Regions from separate parts of the Mus musculus genome. Here all the other regions are linked to region 3. The links are chromatin contacts, found by Hi-C or POLR2A ChIA-PET in ENCODE. All regions are on one chromosome and are shown on one strand. The core of a region is the stretch at or near the end of the contact, and the rest is flanking DNA. Distances in the headings are between cores, read along the strand shown. Region 1 holds the start of 4833407H14Rik (RIKEN cDNA 4833407H14 gene). Region 2 holds the start of Smc3 (structural maintenance of chromosomes 3). Region 3 holds the start of Dusp5 (dual specificity phosphatase 5).

Region 1 (4,336 bases), core at 774-3,273, 69 kb after region 3:
AAAAAGGGGTTGGGCGTTCAAGGTCAAAGAACAGGTGGGCAAGGGAATAGGAGCTGGCGAGCAGGCTGTGCCAGATGCAAGTCAAGTCCACAGTCAAGTCCTGATGTCACCCACAGAACCCAAACGATCCCGTTCTTGCTTTCATCCAGTTCATGGTTTGTGCAAGAGACTAATAAGGAAGAGACAGAAATCAACATGAATAGATACAATGCTCTGAGATAGGCAGGTGTTTGTTTGGTGAGGTCACAGGGCCAGAAATGTGGAGCAGTGAGCTGAGAACATATTCCTATAAGGTCTACGAGGTCAGGGCTGGGTCAGGCTTCCGTCAGCAGCAAAGTTAGACAGTGGTTGGGCTAGACTTGTTCCAAGGCTTGAATGGTCCACAGTCCCCCACTAATATCCTGGAAATACTGCACCAGAGGGTGGAGGTCCTGGATCTGAGGCTGTATCCATGATGAATAGCTTGATCCTAGAGGCCTCTTCTCCACTCTTCACAGAGTTCCGTCCCAGAGAATGTTCCCTGGAGTCCCTCATGGTCACCTATGTTCCTTTAGGTTTTATTTAGTTTCAAATTGAGTATGCGTCCAGATTCGATGGACAACGTCTAAGTATACTACTATAAATGGTGACAACCATAATAATGCATATGCTTTCAAATGCAGGTAGCGAATGACTAGATAGTCATAGATCTCATGTTACCCTGCTCCAGGGCCCTCGGAGGCTGTCCCTCCATTTTAGTCTCTTTCTGACGTCCTTGCTCAAGGGGCTTTCGGGACAGGGGTACGCAGAGTTCCCTCTTGCTGAGTCAGCGCTTGTGGTGCAGACCGCCTGTAAGCACAGGTAACCATTTCCTCTCTGGATTCCTTCTTTTCTTCCAAATATGGTTGAAGGCCCGTTGTGGGAGGCTCTAAGCACTGCTTGATTTAGACCTGGAAAAAAAAAAAAAACAAAAAACCAAAGAATTTATGTTTGGCTGGTCGCCTGGCATTCTACAGTTTGAAGAAAAAAAAAATGCTTACTGGGTAAAGGGACTGGACTCTCCACTTTCCTAGGCAAATAATTTAGGGTGTGTGTTGGGGGTCAGGGGAGTGCACAAACAGCCCGGGCTGTGTCACCCTGTGGTTCTGGTTTGTGGCTAACCTTGTTACAGATTACAGTCAGAACTCAGAGTTCATCTAGGTGGCGTCTGTGGACATGGGCGTTCTCAATTTTCATTCCTCTGCTTGGGGCAGTGAGAAATGAAGATTATACCCAGGAAGGAACATGAGCCCCAGGGATTTTCCTCTGCTCTTCACCCCTCCTTCCCCTACCCTCAGCCCTCACATCAGGGGTAAGCCCCAGTAGCTATACTCTGAGGCCTGGCTCTGTCAGAACACACTAGAAACTGAGCCGTCTACCTTCCCAGAACACCTAGAGACTCTGAGCTGGCTGTTGGAACACCCTGCTTCAGTACACAATACAGACCAATAGGAAATGCAGGCCAAGGAAAGGGGCTGAGCAGCGAGGCGGGAATGACGAGAATGTGGGCCTGAATCACCTGCTCAGGACCCTGCGCAGGAAGGAAAAGGGTGTAGAAGTGTGGAAGGATAAGTGAGGTCAGGTCAAGGTATGCAAAAGGCTTCTTAGCTCATCCTCGGCCAGGGGCCAATAAAAAAAAATCAATCAATAAACAAACAGCAAACAGCAATCAACCAATATACAAACAGCAACTTGATCAGTGGTCTCTCCTCTCTTCCCGGCCACCCTCCCCATCAGCACCACAAGAACAGGTTCGGAAAATTAAGCGGGCGCGGAGGCCGTTCTTGGCTGAGCTTAGTGTGGGTACCATCTTTCCTGAGACACGGAATGTCGCGCGCGGTTCTTGGAATCACTCTGCACTGCAGGTCGGGAGGGTGTCAGCGTCTGCTGTTGGGTCCTGTTTTCTTGCCCTGTGTGTTTGTTTGTTTGCTTGTTTGTTTAACTCTCCTCTCTTCAGTCCTCACTAACTCATATACAGCCTGAATCCCGAACGAGTACAAAACACAAATCCTAGGCAGCCCAGGGTGTCTATTTTACAAGTTAATTTGCATATGAGTAGGCAGGCTTCTGAGGAGGAAGTTTGGTGAAAGGGCAGGGCTGACGTGGGAGGGAAGGGCAGGTTCCAACTCTTATTCTCAAGAACACCTTATTGTTTGTTTGTTTGAATAATGCCACAACAGACTCTATTGGCCATGAAACTGAAGTCCAAGGGGTGTGGCTAGTTTCTGAGGAAGCTCCATCGGAGAATCTGAACATCATTGTCACTGATCCCTGTTGATCCCTGTAGCCTTTTATGTCAGCTCTTCCCGGTAACCAGAGCTCTGTGTCAGGCCGGTTCCACCCCACGGTGGCAAGATGCCTGCGGAAGGTGAAGGCTTCACACCTGTTTGACAGGATAATGGTCTAATTTACTTTTATAAGATAACTCAGTGTTCTGGAGCTGTTTGGCTGAACTGGCTCTTCATCCCTTCAGCCTGTGGCTGTAGGCAAGTGGGCGGAGTCTCTGTTGTGATTTATAAAAAAGAAGGAAGGAAGGAAGGAAGGAAGGAAGGAAGGAAGGAAGGAAGGAAGGAAGGAAGGAAGGAGAGAGAAAGTGAGAGAGGGAGGGAGGAAGGAAGGAAGGAAGGAAGAAAGAAAGAAAGAAAGAAAGAAACAAAGAAACAAAGAAACAAAGAAACAAAGAAACAAAGAAACAAAGAAAAAGAGAGCAAGCAAGCCAGGGATATGTTTGGTAGAGATGAGGTATGGTGAGGTGGAAGGGGTGCCTCAGTGGGCCCATGCTGAGGCATCCCTTCCCCCTGAGGTACCAGCCGCAGGGCGGGTATAGTTTATTTAAGGCATAAGAAAGGGAGTTGGGAAGGGAGGAGAGAGAGAGGGAGAGGAAGAGGGAGAGAGAGGGAGGGAGGGAGGGAGAGAGAGAAGAGTAGAGGCTGGCCATGAACACGTGGAGAGAGGGGGGAGGGGAGGGACAGAGAGGGAAGAGGGTGAGAGAGTAAGAGAGCAAGAGAGTGAGGGGCAAGCAGCCCCTTTTATAGTGAGTCAGACACATCTGGCTGTTGCCAGGTAACTGTAAGGCGGAGCCTAGAAGACAAACTAACAGTCTCCTAATCTGCAGCAGTTTAATCATGGTGTGCGTGCTAGAAGGGAGTTGAGTCTTTTAATTCACTTGTGTAAACAGGGGCAGGCTGACATAAAATAGCCTCCTCCTCCACTCTATCACACAAGTGGCCCCTTCCTCTACTCCTCTTAGAGAAGGGGCTGCTAGGAAAAGCTGAGGGGCTTCTCCGGGGCTCTGGCTACCAACGGAGACACAGGCAAGGTAGAAAGAAATGCCTGCTGTCTCTTTCTGCAGAGAGCACATGACTCTCTTACTGTGGCAAGGGCTAGCCGCACCGGTCAGCAGGAGTATGGACTGTACATGCAGAATACCCTAGGCGGGGAGGGAGGGCAAATGTCCCTGCCTTGCTCACAGAGGACATGAACAAAGGGTAGAAGAAGCAAGAACCAGCTGGCCATGAAGCATGTGGGTGGCCAAGGGACTTCAGAGGTAGTCAGGCAGACGAAGGGTCCAGCCAGCTGAGGAACCTTCTCAAATGGCAGCACCCTGTGCACTGTTAAGGCGCCTTACCGGACTGCCTGGGAAGAATTCAGCAGGGCCTCCAGGGATGCACTCCAGCATTCCAGAGCATCCCTGTTCCCGCTCTTGGGCAATCTGACTTCTCCAGGCCCTGGCTTCTCTATGAAACAGGAGTGACACCTTCCAGCTGCTCTGGAATGAACCTGATCCAGAGCACAAGAAAGTAGGGGCAAGGGGCGAGGGCTGTCAAGGCTCCTTCCCCTAGTCCCAGCAGGGCCACACACCTCTGCATGTGGAGGTACTCAGGGCATAGAAGCACAGAGGAGCAAGCCTGCCTGGTGTGGGGAGACTTTGGGACCCGAGCTCCTGCTCTGGGTAGCTCTCTGGAGCATCCTCACCTGACCCTGAGTCAGAGGAAGGGACCACACTAGCAGAGGCTACACAGGTCCTACCAGTTGTTGACAGGGGAAATTAAAAGGAGACAGAAAAACTCACCAACAACAACACAGCCCCCTCTCTCAGAAGGGCACAGAGCTGAGGACCCTCTTCTGCCCCCTGCTCTGGAGGAGCGCTCTCTCATCTTTCTCCAAGCTCTTCCCTGACCTCCCACTGTAGCCTACCCTGCAAGACGCAGTGTGCTGGCTCTACCAGAATGCAGTTAGTTTCCAGGACCCTGGCCTCCTCCAGCTTCTGTGGGTGACTGGGGTTCAGGACTTCCCAGTCCTGGGATTACTCTGTCCC
Region 2 (4,766 bases), core at 2,058-4,557, 71 kb before region 3:
TAGAAACCCTGACTAAGACAAAGAAATTGATCCTTTTGTTGTACTCTCTGCCAGAAATGCTACATAAGTAACTGTCATAGTATACTATTTTAGGGAACAATGATAAAAAAACTGTAGATTCACAAGGGTAGTTTTTCCTTGCTCTAATGTATCTTCAGTTTGTCTTTGTCAGATCTGAAGACTGGAGACAAGGACATACAGGGCAAACAATATTTGGGCAATCACAGAGGCAAAGATCAGCTCAAGAGGTATTTGCTTTCAAATCTTTTATTTTAGGCTCAAAATCATTAAACAAGTTGGGTTTTTTTTAGGTTTACTTATTTCATCTTCTGTGTATGTGTATCTTACCTGCATGTATGTATATGCATATCATGCATGTGTGTCTGGTGCCAGGAGGTCAGAAGCATTGATTGGATCCCCTCAAACAAGTTATGAATGGTTATGAACCACCATTGTGGGTGCTGGGAATCAAACTAGGTCCTCTGCAAGCGCTCTTAACTGCTGAGCTTCCTCCCCAGCCCATCACTATATATTTAAAAGACAACTTCACTGCCTAACTACTTCCCACTTTCTTCCCATTAATAACAACTTCCCATCTGTCTCACAGTGAACAGCACCAGGCAGGAAAAGTAGCATCAAGAAAGGAGCTTTATCTTAGTTAAAACATAGAAGAATTCTTACTTTCCTCTCAAAAGAAACTATGTTGCAAGCAAAGGGAAAGAACTACTGCTATCTGACTAAAACAAAAATACTTAACAGACCTCATAGACATGATTCTAGATAGCAATCACTATCTCCACAGATGACAACCACACAACTGAAATATTAAGGCATTTTTCAGCTTAGAAGTATAAGAAATATCATAAAACCTAGTTATTATTTCTTTTTCTCCATTTTTAGGATTTTCAGACTAGCAAACACCAGGAAGCTCCTATAATGAAATGCAGCAAAAGCCCAGTACAATGGAGATGCTTGTGCTGCGAGTTAGTCGGTTAGCACCCTCTGTAGCTCAAGCACAAGGAGAACAAACAGCAGGCTACTCTACTCTCACAAAGGGGGCAGCCCATGTACCAACAGCAGAAAGAGCCTAGCCTCCAACCGTCCTGCCACAGACTACATTCATCTTCAATTCCTCAACTCAAGAGTCCTCTCACTTTAGCCTCTTGAGTAGCTGGAACTAAGTAACCACTCCTGGATTTCCTTCGTTGTTTTCTTTCATATGTTATGTAAATAATGCCTTGTTCTCTAAAGGCCTTCTGTGAACACTGGCATTTTTTTCCCCTCGACTAAGTCTGCTCGCAGATCTCACCTATCCTGTACTGACAGTGCTAGATAAGGTCCCGATGAGGCCCCATCAGAATTCACTCCTGCTGGTACCAGAAACCCCAACCTCTATTCTCCAGGACCACCTAGCCCACTGTCTAGAGTACCTCATCTGGCTGGCCTAGCAAACTGCAACTAGGACACTGTAACAGTCAAACCACCAATGCCAGAACCTCTCAAGTCTAGCACTAACTTCATCCATCCTTCAAAATTCAGTGGCACGTGGTTTCCTCAGCAAAACGGAGACTTTAAACACCAAAAAAACCTTAACTAAGTACTGTTAATGGCAACAATCATGTGAGCTTTAATCTCAAATTTCCATATCCCTTCTCTTTACTCTTTCCAATGGCCTTCTGAGACAGGTAGTGTCTGTTCACGTCTCTCATAAAAACTCACACTCACAAAGAAATTGGCAAGGGAAAAAGACCACAATCTGCAAATAAGCCATCCTTCAAAGAAAGTAACAGTGATGGACTAAGAACAAAACAGGCGACACCCTCTCATGTAAAAGGTTCTGAAATGAAGACACATCATCAACATCCTACACACACACACACACACACACACACACACACACACACACACGCTAGGCAAACATTCCACTACTTAACTTACACCACTGGGCTCCAAAATGATTTATCCGTCTGAGTTACACAAAAATTTTATTTTTATAAAATAAGCAATTCATCGGTGCAGACACGAAACAGGTAATCCCATGGAGGAATATTAACATTCAAAGACAACTCCCGTCTCCCCTGGCCTGTCACGTCTATCGGTAGCAATTCTAAGTCTAACATGGTAAACCAAGAACACTTACTTACCGATGACATTATGTTTGGAGCTGAAGGGATCTACAATTGTTTGGTCTCGGTAACTTCGGAAGCCCTGGATGATCACCTATTAAAGAAGAGACAACCCTTGAGAACACAGAAAGCACTTCTAGGGCAACATTCTTTCCTTCTCCGTCTCTTGCTTCTCACGCAAGGCAAGACAGAAACGGTCCACTCGGCGGAGACCATTGCGATCGGGAGCAAGCAAGTTAAAGATTCGCTAAACCCCTTCCGACATGGCCTGCAACCCTTGCTGGTGCAGGGCTGCTCTGGGAGAAGCTCTCCAAACCCAGCGGCTTCGACCCCGAGCTCTGCACGACAGTAAAGGTCCAGACAGCAGGCAGGCGAGCGGGCGGGCGAGCGAGCTGGTCGCAGCTTGCCAGCCTGCGAGCCCAGTGAGAGGGCATCCTTCAGTCAAACCACTGGCCAGCCCCAATGAGTCCATTGAGAAAAAGAAATAAGATAATAAAAATTAAGTGAAAAGGGGATAGATAGGATCGCAACGCTCCGAGCCTGACCCGTCCAATAGAAAAACGTCGCCCAGCGCGTGTCCCGGGGGCTCGGCGCTCGCGCGCGGGAAGAGCATTTTGACAGAAGTAAACAACCGAGTGAGCAGGCGCGACGCGACCTGCTGCGAGGGTCCGCCCTGCTGGGGCAAAGCCTGAGGCAAGGCGGAGAGAGCCTGCAGCCCAGCCCGGGGCCTCGCGAAGGCGGTCCATGCACCGCCATGCCTGCCTGCAGAACGACGCGGCCTCCCAGCAGCTCGCAGCAGCCCGCGGCGCCCGAGGAAGCCGGGCCTCCGCCTGCAGCCCGCCGCGCCCGGTCCCGCTCGGCTCCGCTCGGCTCCACGCACCGCGCCCCGGGGGAAAGCGCCGACTGCAGCCCGGCGCTCGGCTCGTCAGGGCCCCGCTCCTCCCCGCCCCCCCAAGCCCAGGCCGGCCCTAACCCACCCGCGGCGCGCTCCGGGACACCCCGCCGCCTCTCACGGCCCTTACCTGCTTGATGTACATGGCTCCGCGCCCCTCGGCAGGGGGAAGGCGTCGCCTCAGCACCGCAGCAGCGCGGCCGCAGGCTCGGAAGACGAGCAAGACAGCCCCCTCCTCACAGCGCTCCGCTCGCTCCCGCTCGCTCCCCCTGTGGCCAAACAAAATGGCGGCGGCCGCGGAGGCGGGGCCCGCGCGTCGGGCGGAACCACGATGGAAGCGATGCGGATCGCAGGGGGAGTCTGGGCCGGTTCCACTCTGTCGCGTAGGAAAGGCCCCTCTCCCGCGGCCCTCTTAGACGGACCTGATCTGAGAAAAGGATTTTCTTATCCTCTTGTTTTGCTGAGAATCACTTGGGAGTCCGACTCGGAGGAGCCCCGCTCCAGAGGCCGGCAGGAACTACCTCCGGACGCACGGACTATGGTCGCGCCCGTGAGGGGCGGGGCCTGCTCGGCGCCAAAGCCTGGAGTGAGACGAGCGGAGCCAATCGCCGAGCGCGCCGGAGGTCACGTGGTCGCCGGGCCGCTTAAAAAGGACGTGGCCTGTCAGCCTAGCGCCCGACTTGAATGTAGGTCTCATTGTGACTGCCTGGGGTTCTGAGCTCAGAACCTCCGCGCTTCCATTATTCTCTTTATTAGCTCAGAGCGCCTCCTGCTGGTTCCGAGCCTCCTGACGGCTCTGAGAGAACTGGAGGACGCTAGGACATTTGAAGGGATTGATTTAGGGAGGTTGTCTTTAGTTTTCCAAGCCCCGATTTCACCTTGTAGCTAAGGATGACTTTAAACTCCTTATAGAAAGACCTGTACAATTGCCACAAATAAATTTCTTGAAATAGGTAAATTAAAAAAAAAAGAAAAAAGAAAAAAAAAAAAAAAAAGGAGCCGGGGTGGTGGTGCACGCCTTTAATCCCAGCACTCGGGAGGCAGAGGCAGGCGGATTTCTGAGTTCGAGGCCAGCCTGGTCTACAAAGTGAGTTCCAGGACAGCCAGGGCTACACAGAGAAACCCTGTCTCGAAAAGAAAGTAAGAGAGAGAAAGAAAAGAAATAGGTAGGTACTAGGGTCAGTCCCTAAATGTATAGGATTTTTTTTAGCCCTGGCTTTCCTAGAATTCGCTCTGTAGACCAGGCAGGCCTCAAACTCAGGATCTGCCTGCCTCTGCCTCCCCAGTGCTGGGATTAAAGGCTTATGCCATCACTGCCCGGCTAAATGTATACAATCAGTGTAGGGAGTAGAGTTCTGGGCAACTCTAAAATTGCCTACTGGGAAATAAACAAACAAACCTGGACGACCTAATAAGGTCCTGGTCACCATTCCTGCTTCCTGAGGCAGTTCTCACCCTCAACATGTCTACGAGGAAGGGCAAATCTTGTGCCCTACTGGGAATCCTTTATCTGAAACTCTGGCCAAATTCCACCCAAAGTTTGAGGGAAAAAAAAAAAAAAAAGAAAAAGTATTAAAAGAGAAAGAAAAGAAAGAAAGAAATTTAATTTAAAATTTCATTTTGGGAGTTAAGGACCTCTACCCCTGTCAGTTTGTGAGGGTTTGGGGTATATTATAAACAGAATTCTAAGCCTTCATTCAGTTCCTCAGGATGACGGCTGGGTTTGCAGTGCAGTTGGTAAAGCCCTA
Region 3 (4,452 bases), core at 1,496-3,995:
GCACTACCAAACTAAAGGAAGAGAGGCCTTATAGGGCTGCCTCGTCTCTGGGCTTTAAACAGACCATTTAGAGATGGCGGGCAGGAGGGGCAGAAAGAGGTGTTGCTTACAACCTAACACGAAACGGGCAGAGCACACAGGGCTTGCCTCTTCAGGCTGGGGTCAGGAGATTAGGTCTCTGCCTTCCGCCCACTCCCATCGGAGGTGTGGAGACAGAGCATTCCTCTCTGCTGGCTCACTTGTGCCTCACTCGGATTGCAAGAGTGCTAGCAATTCCTCAGGCCGCTTCAACCTTCTCCAGAGTGAGTCTACTTTCAATCATCACTGTGTTGCCAAAGGAACAGAGAGCCAGCGCACAGGCACTCTATAGAAGCAAGCCCCAGCCACCTAACTGGTCTTCAGCATCTCCTTTCAGTGGGAGACGGAACTGTAGGAAGTATAAGGGGCCTGGCACCAACACCCAGCGCCACTAAATCAGAGCCGAATGCACATCTGGGGTGCTCTATTTAAGAGAAAGGGACTCTTTGTCACAGTTTGAACTTCAGTGGTGTCATAAGGGCAGCAATATCTATCAAATACCATAGGCATATCTCTTTCACGCTTAAGCTTTCACGGTCTGAATGAAGGACAAGACCCCACAATGCCAGAGCAACCGGCAAGGACATCTACCCTCTCCGTAACGGCTTTTCACACAGCCAGACTGGAAGCAGCCTAGTGGTTATGACGAAGGCACTACCATGCAGCAACACGGATGTCTCCAAGATCTCCAAGAAAAGAGGCAGGATCTGGTATGACATGGGCTCAATCTGTTTTTAAAAGCCATCCATGGGAGACACTATCCAAGAAGAATTCATTGGTGTTGCTTCTGGGGAGGAACTAGGTTTTAGGGTGGGCTGAAGACACACATCTCCTTAAACACCCTTGGGGCTATTCAGATTGTCACCTGGACACATGTTACCTCATTTTTTTAACAGTGAGAGAGAGACCGCTGCAGAGCTTAGAAAAGGCCACCCACCCTTGCAGATTCTGCAGCTGGGCTGCAGCAACATCCACCTGTTATCTCCCAATGGGATCAACAAGGAACAGTTAGCAAGAGGTGTTAATTAGCTGGGAAGCTACCCACTTGCCTTGGGATCTTCCTGGCCTACAGTGTGTGAAATTCCAACTTGCATGGCTTTGACACTGGGTCTTCAGCTCACTGCACCTGAATTCTGAACCGTAACAGAGTTCCTGGACAAGTCATCAGAGTTTTGGGGCCCTATCTGAGAGCTCTCTCCCCTGCACCCAGGCCAGTGTTCCCATACTTTTGAGGTTAGAAGGCAGGAGCAGTCACAGGAAATGACCCAGAAATCAATGATGTGGGGTTTGAGAGTAATCACACACCCACAACCGGAAGCCAAAGTTATCTCGACAGCAGGTGAAATAAGTCGGGCCTGCAGGCAGCTCTCGGAGGCCTAAAATCAAAGGCCTCAGAATCTCCTCTGAATCTTTGCAGCCTCTGCAGCACCTCTCTTAACTAGGTTGGCCGGTTGGTAGTCTCTGAGGATAATCCCCTGCTGGGGATGACAGGATGAAAGGGGTGGGAAAGCTGTCAGTTCCCAAATTAAGCTTGAGAACGGCCTATTTGGGGAGAGGAGGAGGAGGAGGCTGGAGGATAACAATAAAAAGCAATAAAGGGAGAGGAAGGGGAGGGACTTGCCAGGGTCAAAAAGGCAAGAGGCCCACCAAGACACAGCCTAACGTGCTCTAATTGTCTAGGCGGGAAGAAAGGGGACACCGCGGCGCCACTCTCCTGGGGGAGGGTCTCAACTTGTTTGATCGCGCTGATCTGTACAGAAAGGTTCCGACCCCCGTGGCCTGCCAACGGCGCCAATGACCAGCATGAGCTCTGGGCCCCCGGAACTATTAGGGAGCACCGCCCGCAGCACCTTCCCAGCCCACCCAACCCAGAGGACAGACAGGATGCCAGACGCTTTCGAGGAAAGGCGGGTGGGGAGAAGGAAGCCCTGGGCGCTGACGTGTTGCAAGGACCTCCCAAGCGCACGTCAAACCCCGGGGTGCATACTCCCGCAAGTGGTGACTTTCTCCGGTCCAGAGTTCCCATGCAGGGAGGTAACCCTGGGGCCTGGTAACACAGGGTGCAGGGGAGCAAGGGAGGGTGGCAAAGGGCAGTCTGCTCCCGGACGAACTCACCTTTAAGGAAGTAGACCCGCGGGCCGGCGGGCAGGCAGGCCAGCAGCGAGGTGAGCACGACGCGCGCGGCGCTCTCCTCCCGCAGCTTCTGCCAGTGGCGGCTACCCTGGTCCAGCACGACCACCGCCGCCACACCGCCGCCGCCCTCCTGCAGCAGCCGAGCGCGGGCCGCCTCGTCGGGCAGCACGTAGCGCGCCGACACCGCGCCGCCCCGGGCCCGCCGCAGCACCACCGAGTTGAGGTTGACGTTGAGCGAGCCGCGCACGCTCGACGCGGCGAAGGCCAGGTAGGGCCGGCAGTCGAGCACCACGCAGCGCGCCTCCGCCTCCTTGCGGAGCATCTTGCGCAGCTGGCGCCCGTCGAGCGACGTGACCTTCATGCCGCTGCCACCCAGCGGCCCGACGCTGCGCGCCCCACAGCTGCCAGAGGACGGGCGGGCCACCTCGCGGGGGCTGTGGCCTGCAAACGGAGCCCGGCGCGAGGGGCCGCGCGACGCTCTCCACGCCCCGCTCGCTGGGCTCCCGGCCCCGCCGCTCGCTGCCCCAGAAAGCTGGGGATTCCGCCGGCAGCGCAGCGTTTTATGTGAATGAGTGCGCGTCCTGTGACGTGAGTGCCCATATAAGGCCAAATATGGGTATTTCCCCGCCCCCTGGCTGACCACGCCCATGGGTGGAGCTTGCGGGCACCCGCCTCCACCCAAGGAGCAGGCTGGAGAGAGGGCGTCTTAGAGCGAGAAAGAGGAAGTGGCGGGCGATCGCTCCCTCTCTCGGGGGGCCCGGCGCCGAGAGACTCACTCACGCATCACCCCGGACTACCGGTGGAGTGTCAGGAACGCCACCAGGCCGAGGTGACCCACGCCGTGCGGGAAGAGGAGGTGACCGTGGCCGCGCTACGGAGCCCCTGGGGCCTCCCGGTGAATCCCGGATTCCGGTCGCTCCCGGTTGTGTCTGCGTTTGCAAGGAGATTTAGCCTCTGAGATGAGCCGAGATGCGGCGTGGCTTGGTCATCTTGATACTGGGGGCTTCTTTCTAACACGTTACCCCCACTTTTGTTACCTTTTAATTTTCCGTAATAAAAGTTCCTGAGAGTAAAAAGGAGGAGTTGTGAATGGGTGAGCCGGAGACGTCAAGTGGATTCTACTTCGGATGATTGACAGTCCCCTTTTGGCTCTCTCCAAAGATTGCTCTCTCCAATGTACCACCCGAGCTTCATAGTGAGACCCTGCCTCAAAGAACAAAACAAAACAAAAAGCCCCACCCCCACCCCCGAACAATACACCGACTCGGGAGCTCTGTGGTTCTGGGCAGCTTGTGGGGAGCTGTAAGGCTCAGTCCAGTTAAACTGTTGTCCGGGTGGCTTCTGGATTTGTGGGATTATGGTGGATAAAATGTAATCCCAGGCTGTCTGCCCCCGCTATTCTCTCGGGAGCTTCATGCTGCCTGCCCCCATTCCCGGAAAATTAAGTGTGATTTGTCCCCTCTGCAAGTATTTACTGAGGGCTCTGCTAGCTGTCAGGGCACGTGGGATGCAAATGCGTTCTGCCTACAAATCCTTTGCCAACTATTTCACTGTTATCTTTTCATGGAAAACAAAACAAACCAAACCCTTGCATCCATTTACAGCCCCCATAAGTGGATGAGATTTTTTTTTTTAAGGAGAAAGCAGAAATCACATTCTGCTATCCAATCAATCAGCCCAGCAACAATAATGGCTGGCATTGCTTCTGGGTCATATCTTCATTCAAGCAATCGATTCAATCACTGTATACTCTGTCCTGAGTATTCAGTGGCTGGCCTGTAATTTTAGCATCTTTGAGACTGAGAAAAAAATATCAAAAACCCGAGGCCAATCTAAGCAATATAGACGCCCGCACCCACCCCACCCCCCACACAAAACAAACAAACAAACAAAAAAACACCAAAGCTGTAGCTAGCAGGCTCCACCCACGTCTTTCATCTCAAGCCTCACGAAGAATACCCAGCACCGGCACCAGCCAGTCTTGTGTTAGACGCTTGGTAACACGGCTGGAAGCAGGACTCCAATCCATCAGCCCCAGCCCAGGGAGGAGGCCTGGTCCCATCTCGGGCCTCTGTAAGTGTCTGTGTCTGCACACCCATGGTGTGTGGGCTGTGGTGGAAGTGGAGAAAGTTTCTCAGCCGATGAGAGCTGAGACAAACTTCCAAGAATGAGTAGAAACCACTTGCTGTGAAGGAAACAACCCAGCCTGTTATGCCTGGAGGTGTTTGAAAGACTCCCCCT

What was found. Hi-C counts contacts between places; a loop is a spot of excess contacts on that map. ChIA-PET counts read pairs that join two places held with the same protein, here RNA polymerase II (POLR2A).
Region 1: a loop to region 3 is called in a map of v-Abl transformed pro-B cells, with 2.7 times the contacts of the local background. The contact joins the promoter of 4833407H14Rik here to the promoter of Dusp5 in region 3. A Hi-C loop is called at or near these places in 1 of 37 maps with a recorded cell type or tissue (v-Abl transformed pro-B cells). POLR2A ChIA-PET finds 5 or more read pairs at or near these places in 5 of 5 experiments (Patski and embryonic stem cell).
Region 2: POLR2A ChIA-PET joins it to region 3 with 20 read pairs in Patski. The contact joins the promoter of Smc3 here to the promoter of Dusp5 in region 3. POLR2A ChIA-PET finds 5 or more read pairs at or near these places in 3 of 5 experiments (Patski and embryonic stem cell).

What each region holds. Positions count from the first base shown.
Region 1 is chr19:53,458,309-53,462,644 of GRCm38, reverse strand. It overlaps 4833407H14Rik (RIKEN cDNA 4833407H14 gene), which reads right to left and starts at 2,023. Exons shown (of 2, transcript NR_167900.1): 1 at 1,826-2,023; 2 at 1-929. The region is part of intron 2 of Mirt1 (myocardial infarction associated transcript 1); the gene reads left to right.
Region 2 is chr19:53,598,937-53,603,702 of GRCm38, reverse strand. Smc3 (structural maintenance of chromosomes 3) reads right to left here and starts at 3,307. Exons shown (of 29, transcript NM_007790.3): 1 at 3,149-3,307; 2 at 2,145-2,220. The coding sequence starts at 3,163.
Region 3 is chr19:53,527,438-53,531,889 of GRCm38, reverse strand. It overlaps Dusp5 (dual specificity phosphatase 5), which reads right to left and starts at 2,745. Exons shown (of 4, transcript NM_001085390.2): 1 at 2,194-2,745. The coding sequence starts at 2,572.